Linked DNA regions of Homo sapiens: region 2 is linked to region 1. The links are chromatin contacts, found by Hi-C in ENCODE. All regions are on one chromosome and are shown on one strand. Each heading gives the region's core, a stretch centred on a gene start or an enhancer-like site at or near the end of the contact. The rest is flanking DNA. Distances are from core to core; before and after follow the strand shown.

Evidence for each region. Hi-C counts contacts between places; a loop is a spot of excess contacts on that map.
Region 2: a map of sciatic nerve shows a loop between it and region 1 (5-fold over the local background). The contact joins the promoter of KRTAP4-6 here to the promoter of KRTAP9-4 in region 1. A Hi-C loop is called at or near these places in 1 of 168 maps with a recorded cell type or tissue (sciatic nerve).

The regions. Positions count from the first base shown.
Region 1 is chr17:41,248,203-41,252,699 of GRCh38, reverse strand. KRTAP9-4 (keratin associated protein 9-4) reads right to left here and starts at 3,013. Exons shown (of 1, transcript NM_033191.3): 1 at 2,047-3,013. The coding sequence starts at 2,979. The coding sequence ends at 2,515. RefSeq lists an enhancer at 2,732-3,286.
Region 2 is chr17:41,137,924-41,142,676 of GRCh38, reverse strand. It overlaps KRTAP4-6 (keratin associated protein 4-6), which reads left to right and starts at 2,133. Exons shown (of 1, transcript NM_030976.2): 1 at 2,133-3,244. The coding sequence starts at 2,190. The coding sequence ends at 2,807. RefSeq lists an enhancer at 2,489-3,001.

The DNA.
Region 1 (4,497 bases), core at 1,764-4,263:
AAAGTCATGCCACCTGTGAATGCAACACAGAGAAAAACACTCAACCAATGATTCTGGAGAGCTGATTTATAAAGACTCTAGCTTCCTCATTCCTGAAGTAGGATAATTCTAGCTGTGTGTTTTTCATCATTTCTGATAGTTTTCCCTTTAGTTTAAGCTTTAGTTGGTGACTGTGATACTGACTTTATAGTGTACCCTTTTCTGTATCACTTCCCCAATTCCTACCGGTGTGATCTGCACTTCCCAGTAAACTAGTTTCACTGGAATCTTTTCTTCAAAGTCTTTTCGGGAGAAACTAATCTATGACATTATGTTAACTCCCTCAGCCTCAATTTTCTTATCTCTACGCTGGGAATATTAATACCTATTCTGAAAGTTTGTTAAAGAGTTAATAATAATGTACACAAAGTGTTTAGCAAATACCCATCCTATAGCAGGCAATCCAGAACATATTAGTGTTTCTTGTTCAGAAAATTACCAATTTTAATGTTGAAGATAGGAATATTTTTGTAATAATTAACTAGATCAACTAAATACTTTTTTTCCTAGCTGTATTGAGGTATAATTGACAAATAAAAGTTGTATCTATTTCAGGTATACAAGGTGATGTTCTGATATATATATTCCTTGTGAATAATATGTTTATTAGGTCACGAAGCTACCATTTCCTTTTAATTTTTGTGGTGTGAACATTTAAGATCTACCTTCTTGGTAAATTTCAGGTATATGATAAAGTGTTATTAACTATAGTCACATTACTGTACAGTAGACATGCTGAACTTATTCATCTTTCATAAATGATGCTAGTCAAAGAGAATGTCCTAGTTTTCATCTCCTTTACTTCAACCCTGAACGATGATCACAGTAAGTGGCCGTTGTCTCTTAGCCAAGTCTTCAGAGCATTCTAGATTCACAGTCTCAGAAGTTGGCATCTGTCATGGAAATCTACATTTTTAGCTGATCAGAGGTAATTCTAGCACTCCAGTGCTGGTAGGAGGTCCGAAGAAGGTGACCCAGGTCCCCAACTTTTATATTTCTCTCAGAGCCTGTATCAATCAATCTTTCCATGGGTGAATGCTTAGCTTACATCGGTTCAGGACCCAAAGCACTAACCTCTGTCTATTATGACTTCTATGAATGCACAAGTTCTACTTTGCTCCTTTCTTACATTCTTCTGATTTCCCTGGAAACACAAGTTTTTCATTTCTTTGAATGCTTCCTATTGGCCTCACAAAATGCAGAAGGCTGTTTCATTCCCTTACTTGGCTCAGAGATTATGGATTGTGCCAAGTCTTACATGCCCATTGTGTAGTTTCTCAATTCTCAGCTTTGTTCTTACATAATTTCCCTCATAACATTACAATTAGGGGACAAATTGTCTTAATGTGGCAAAATGTATGGTCTGCATTTTACAAGAAATAACTTAGTTTCATTTACTTCATCAATAGGTATTCAGGAGATGAAGGCTGTATAAGTATTTTATTTACATGATATTGACAACAAGTTTCTTCAGATGAGACTCTCTCTCATGAGTCCACAATAAATTCCCAAGCTTTTTTTGATGTAGATGAATTGAATGAGTGGCTGGTCAGAGGCTGAGACAAAAAGAGCTCCCTGCATTCAGGGCAGCCATTAAATGCAGTCCCTGCTGCCATATCACGCAGCTGTTTCTCACTGAGGTGTGGGAAATTGGGAATTTTTTGTAAACAAAAACGTTATCTGCAAATATAAGAGATTATTTGTCCTATTGTTAAAAAAACTCAAGTATATGACTTGCTAATACTTACTTCCAATGTCATTTCTACTATATTGAGAGTTAAATGTAAGTGTCCTTGGGCAGAAAGAGAGGACCTCAGCTTGGACAAGAGTCTGCCCTTTACTAGCTACATAACATCACACATTAAATTGTTCTCAGCTGAAAAAATGGAGGTAATAACACACGACCATCTGTTTTGAGAATCAAATTGGATAATACCTATGGTATGTGATATGTGTGTAAATCTCATATCAGGAATGCTTTCATATAAAACAAAACACCATATGAGATGAGGATGGTTCAGAGTTTATTCAGAAACATATAGCTAAGAATCTCTGCTGGTAGCAGAAACATAACCCAAAGTTATGAAAAGAAGAAAGAAGGATACAAGAACCATGAGGAGGATATTGAAAACAAAAATATGATTGCAAAGATTATTGATCAGTTGCAGAAACCTAAATTCCTTAGAAGCAGAGAATGAAGCTCTTGACTTTTGAGTCAAAGCTGAGACCATGACTCAAAATTGAGAACACACGAAGCTGGCACATGATCCACAAAGTGTAAGGAAAAAGAGAATCAGGATGAAGTATTCTGCCCTCCCTCAAGTAGATTCCCAAGATTTTAAACAGGTAGAGAATTCATAAAAATTTGGGTGAGAGCATGGTGGCTGTCAGCAGCAAATTAAATTAGTCCCCCAAAAGATAAGTCAGTTGAGCAGAAAGTTGTTGTGTGAGGATGGTGGTTCTCTTGGGACTTGATCAGCAGCAAAAAGGCTGACAGCAGCTGGACACACAGGTGGGCTGGAAGCAAGTGGTCTCACAGCAGGCTGGGCGGCAGCAGGGCTGGCAGCAGTTGGAGCCACAGCTCTGGTTTAGGCAACCAGGCAGGCAGACAGTTGTGGGGTAGTAGCAGGTTCTTCTGCAGTACACAGGTGCACAGGAGCTGCTCTGGTCACAGCTGGACCCACAGCAGGTGGGCTGGCAGCAGGGTGTGCTGCAGCAGGAAGGCTGGCAGCAGCTGGTCACACAGGTGGGCTGGCAGCAGGTGTTTTGACAGCAAGTTGGGCGGCAGCAAGGCTGGCAGCAGCTGGAAACACAGCAGGAGGGCTGGCAGCAGGGTGTGCTGCTGCAGGTGGTCACAGTGGTGGGCTTCCAGCAGGTGGTCCTGCAGCAGGTGGTCCTGCAGCATGTAGGCTGACAGCAAGGGGAGCAACAGTGGGTCATGGTGTCAGGGGTAGAGGGTGGGCTTCTGTTCAGAGGTGAGTTTCCCAGAATCTGATGACCCCTTGCAATCTGGACCTTTTATACACCTGGCCTCCAAAGTTTCCACCAATCAGCAGGACTTTTCCTTGTTTCCGTTTACATTGTTTTCCCAGTCCGTTTGTGATTCTCAAAGGGTAGTTGTTTCCTTAAGGTTAAACAGATTAAGGTTTAATCTGTTTCTTAATTGTGAATTACTCATAGACACTTTGTTTCAGATAAAAGGAAGGCAATCTCATCATCAGCATCATTCCTGTTCTGACCATCATCTGGTCATGTGATAGTTCCTGTTGATCTGGGAGGCTCAGGAAGTTCTCTCTGGCCAGCCTCATGTTTGGCTGTATGTAGACTGGGAAGTGTCTGTGGGGAGAAGCATGATGCTGATATATTTACAGTGACAAAATGAATCCATGCCTGGGCCCAAGACTAGTCACCCACCAAATTCTGACTCAAGACTAGCAGGCATCTCTCTGTGCAACCCACACCACCTGTCTTTCAGTTCTTTGAACATCACTTGGGAAGAGGGTGTTTGTCACAGTGTGTTCCATGTGGCAGAGCAGATCGAGAGCAGGTGGATGCAGATAAATCCACTGGGATTTAGACAGCATCAAGTAATCTATGCCCTGAGTGACCATTCATTCTGACTTGTCTGTGAGCGTGGCGATTCCAGAATGAGAATGTAGGACTCTCTATGGCATAAATGCTTGAGATTCAGGCCAACCAGCATGTGCTGTGGCTCTAGTCGCAACCCGGTTACTAGCACAGTAAGCAGCATGTCTTCTCTCTCTCTCTCTATTTCTTTTTAATGAAGGAATTAGATGAGTTGAGATGATGCCTGATTCATCATGGAGTTCTAACATGTTTAAAACATTTTCTAGGTATACCATTCATTTGAGAAGAATGCAAATTATTAATTTTCAACTTGATATAGTATTATATTGTAAATACATCTGTGTCCCCATTACATCTATGTTAGGAAATAGAAATTAATTCCATTCTCTCCCAATTATATGCTCTTACTCATTCCCAAAGACAGCTAATCACTCTATCAGTTGTAATCCTGTAGGTAATTTTTGGTTTTTTAAAGTTTTCATGTGAATAAAAAGTATAGTATTTGCTTCTCTATTTCTTTGGCATAAACAAAAGTAATCTTTATCGCCTAGTCATTTTGGACTCTTCATATAAGCAAAGCAGCAGACAGAGAAAGTAGTTACTATTTGGTGAGGGATAATTACCCTCAAGCCATATAGTGTAGCAGAATATATCTATAGCTCAGGAGATTTACTGAGTATATTAATTTACTAGCACTGCCCTGATGAATTACTGAAAAAAAGTGGCTTAAATTTATTTATCAAAGTTCTGAAGGCCTCTTTTCTGAAATTAAGGTGTTGGCAATGTTGTTTTCATCTGAAGACTGCGAGGGAAGTATCTGTTCCACGTCTCTCTCCCTGACGTGTCAAAGTCTATCATCTCCAAGTGTGT
Region 2 (4,753 bases), core at 884-3,383, 110 kb after region 1:
TGCACTTCTGTGGTGCCTTATTTACACATGGGCTCTATCATCTCATTCTCCATTGGAAATTCATGTGTCTATCAGCTCCTTCTAGAATACAAACTCCACTAGGGCAGAGATCTCCAGGTTCCTCAGGCCCCACATAAGTTCACAAGAGACATCCCTTCATTCCCAGGAAGAGAAAATATTGTGAAGGTAATTTGTTCTTTCCTTGAATAATTGCTTTTCCCTGAATGTCCACGGCACTAAAGAAGACCCTTTATTTAGAACCATGATCATGTGAGGATTTTATTTAAAAACTCTTTATGGGCCGGGCACAGTGGCTCTCTCCTATAATCCCAGCACTTTGGGAGGCCAAGGTGGGTGGATCACCTGAGGTCAGGAGTTTGAAATCAGCCTGGACAACATGGTGAAACCCCATCTCTACTAAAAATACAAAATTAGACGGGCGTGGTGACACATGGCTGTAATCCCAGCTACTTGGGAGGCTGAGGCGGAAGAATTACTTGAACCTGGAAAGCAGAGGTTGCAGTGAGCTGAGATGGTGCCACTGCACTCCAGCCTGGGCAATAAGAGTGAAACTCCATCTCAAAAAATAAATACATAAATAAATAAAATAAAAACTTGTTATGAATGCAATTTCTGTGTAAATGTAACTGGACCCAGGTTCAGCTGCTTGCTGCTGGAAAGCCAACACATAAGAGGCAAGGGCTGGTGAAAGGAAAGTTAGTTCTAGTTGGAGAGCCAGTAAACCAGAGGATAACCTTGCTTTGTGTGAGGCCAAGAAAGATATTGGAGAAAAATGGCATTTGAACTAACTGGTAATGAATAACTAGAAGAATGCTAAGTGAAGGAAATAAAAACATTTCACCCCAAGATATATCTCACTGACATCCTTTAGCTAGTGAACTAGCATTCTAAAGTGCCATCTTAAATTTTAAAATTTGCCATAGGGTTTTGAAAGGGAAACTTGGCATGGGAGACATGCAGGGGTGGTGCAGGGTGCTGAGTCTGCATGTCTTGTTCCAATGGCTATCTTGGGTGTCCAGAGGTTTGGGAGGCATTATTTTGACTTCAGCCCAATGGTGGTGGATTAATTGTTCAAGATTCCCCCTAAGTGAGAGGATTCCTCAGGGCTCTGTGCCTGGTTTGTTTCAAGATTAGCCTCTGGAATTTCTTAAGCAAGAATATAATTAGATAAGATATTAGATAGTATTGCCAGAAGGGAGTGTGCAGAGGGAAGGAATGAAGAGGTGAGAGGGGAGGAAAGGAAGAGAAAGTGGGTGATTTTTAAAATTGAGGTCCACAGTTACATAAGTACCTGTAAGTTAAAGAATATATCTTTTATATTCCTCTCAATGCTTCTTAAAAAATCTTAGAAATAAGTGATACTAAAAAAAAACCCTGCTAGATGTTTTAGCTCAAAATGTATGAAAAAGATTTTAACAAAATGTCAATAAAGCATAACCATTACACATTTGATATTTCAAAAGGCAGATCAAAAACTATGATCCACATTACTCTACTTCAGCCTGTAGGACACTTTTGAAGACAGACGCAGCTCAAGCCCAGATGATGCTTTGTTCCTTAGAAACAGTGAGTCACTACTAACTGTTTCAAGGTGCACCAGAGTGATGAGAATTAACACAGCTTGCAATGACCTAGGAATTTAGTTAGCTCAATGGCCACCCAGAATACATACAATGAATCATAAGCTTCCTTATTTCTCACACTCAAAAACAGGAGCATATTTTCTTTTTTTCCTGTCAGCATTCCAGCTGATTGACACATGCATTTCTCCACTAGAGATCTTAGCCCAATCAGAAGCTCTCCCAAAACGATATCATGATGAGAAACAGACAAGTGACAGTGGCCCTCCCATGTCACATGATACCCAGAGACTGAAGTCATGTGACACTGAAACCAAGGAAAGGAAAACAAGAGGTGACTCATGTGGGAACACCAGGGTGAGAAAAGGGAAATAATCATTTTCTATATATTGGGATTTTTTACTAGAAAAACACAATATAATTTAGTAATTGCATTTGTGTCATATAAACAAAAACAAGGAAACAATCTTCTCATAATCACAAAGGCTCCTCAGCTGGGTATAAAAGGGGACATGCAGCAAGGAGACTCCCAAACTCACGAAACTCACTCTCTTGGAAACCCACCCAGAACCTTTACCCTCTGACACCATGGTCAGCTCCTGTTGTGGTTCCGTCTGCTCTGACCAGGGCTGTGGCCTGGAGACCTGCTGCCGCCCCAGCTGCTGTCAGACCACCTGCTGCAGGACCACCTGCTGCCGCCCCAGCTGCTGTGTGTCCAGCTGCTGCAGACCCCAGTGCTGCCAGTCTGTGTGCTGCCAGCCCACCTGCTGCCGTCCCAGCTGCTGTCCCAGCTGCTGTCAGACCACCTGCTGCAGGACCACCTGCTGCCGCCCTAGCTGCTGTGTATCCAGCTGCTGCAGACCCCAGTGCTGCCAGTCTGTGTGCTGCCAGCCCACTTGCTGCCGTCCCAGCTGCAGCATCTCCAGCTGCTGTCGCCCCAGCTGCTGTGTGTCCAGGTGCTGCAGGTCCCAGTGCTGCCAGTCTGTGTGCTGCCAGCCAACCTGCTGCCGTCCCAGCTGCTGCATCTCCAGCTGCTGCCGCCCCTCTTGCTGTGAATCCAGCTGCTGCCGCCCGTGCTGCTGCCGCCCCTGCTGCTGCCTGCGTCCAGTCTGTGGCCGAGTCTCCTGCCACACCACTTGCTATCGCCCAACCTGTGTCATTTCCACCTGCCCCCGTCCCTTGTGCTGTGCCTCCTCTTGCTGCTGAGCTCCTTGCCTGAAACTATCTCCTCCCCTTCAGCTCACTCCTCACAGAAGCAGACCTTGTGCATCTCATAAACAACTCAGAAGAGGCCATTCCCACCAACTGTGTTTCCATATCCTGGACATATATCTAGGATATATGTCCTGGCTATACATCTAGAATATATGTTCCCCATGTTGACCCAAGTGTGAAATTAGATATTATTTACAGAAAGAAATTAATAGAATTTACCAAATTTTATACCTTATATTTGTATTTATGGATACCAAGTTCTTCTGTCCCAAACATGGAAATTCTTGCAGGGTAACTCGGGGCAAGGTTGTCTCACTCTCAGATTTGAAAGTCTGATTGTTTCACCCTGTATTTCCTTTTACAGCAATGTTTCTGTATCTTATTTTTGCTGCTTCTGAATAAAACTCCACTTTTGTCGCATAGAAATACAATGTTCTTTTTGTGTTGCTTTGTAATGATTGTCCTTAGTTCCTGAGAAATTCCACCCAAAACACAACTGAACGAATCCTATTCTTGCTCTCACCTTCAAGAAAATTGCAACATGTAATGACCTAAAAAAAAGGCAATACATGGATGTTTCCAAAAGTATTGAAAAAAATAAAGATTTTAAGTTAAGTTTTTTTATGAATATGGAGAAGGGTTATATCCCACAGCTAAATTTTCTTAAATATTTTTGAAAGTGTATCTTTCCCTACAATCTCACTCCTCTCTTATTTGCTTTATTTTTCCGTTTCCCTCCTCCACCCATGGCCCCCGATCCTGTCATCTTGTTCTGCCCTTATCTCTTTTATCCCATTCTTGTAAAACCAGAGGCTACTCTTTAAGGTTTATCCATCTCTCGTGTAATTCAATTTATCACACTCTCAGCTGCTTTAATTTCATCTCCATCCATTAACAACAAAATAATTACCTTTAGGGAAAATCAATCTTCTGAGAAGTTGGGGAATTGCAGAAAATGTAAAATACTCAAATTTTAGTATTTTTCCTACCTTAATGACTTTTCTGTGGTGTGTATTTAATAGCATGGTCTTGGGGCACATGGTCTTGGTCAATAAATTCTACAAAAATGAATTTTCATAGAGAAATATGGGGACTTAGAAGAAACCAACTAACGGAATAGTTTGGTTCTTAGTTAAACCCAGAATATGGCCTATAAACTCCATCCTAGGGGGAAAATGGTGAAAATAAATTTTATGTCAATTCAAGCTAGTAAAAGCAGGAGAAACATTTAGAAAGTTCTGTACTAAATACATATTCTAGGAGTTAAAGGTCCAGTAAATAATGTAGTGGTATTGAATCATGAATCTTTAACTTCCATAGGTTCTACTACATGAACGAACAATAATTTAGACTGTGTAGGGGCATTATTCCTTCACACCACTTACAGCACACAACTCCTAATGGGTCAGAGAAAGTAGGTGAAAATTAAATGAACCTCCAGTTGGTCTCAGCATATGAAATGGGACTTTGAATGCCGTGGGACTGAATGTGGCTTCCTGGTCATAGGGAATAAGTGTCTGAGAATAAGACATCTATGCCCTGAGCTGTGGGACACTCCATCACTTGTAAGTTGAAAACAAAGCAACAGAAACCACAGGAGACTGGAAAGGAATCACCAGAGAAGTAAGACAACAACTAGCAGAGTGCAAGGTCCAAAATCCCGATGAAGGAAAGAGTGGTCACTTGAAAAAGTAAAGGACACTCACAGGTAGGAATTGAACAATGAGAACACTTGGACACAGGGCAGGGAACATCACACACAGGGTGGGGAACATCACACACCAGGGCCTGTTGGGGGGTGGGGGGCTGGGGGAGAGATAGTATTAGGAGAAATACCTAATGTAAATGATGAGTTGATGGGTGCAGCAAACCAACATGGCACATGTATACCTATGTAACAAGCTTGCACGTTGTGCACATGTACCCTAGAACATAAA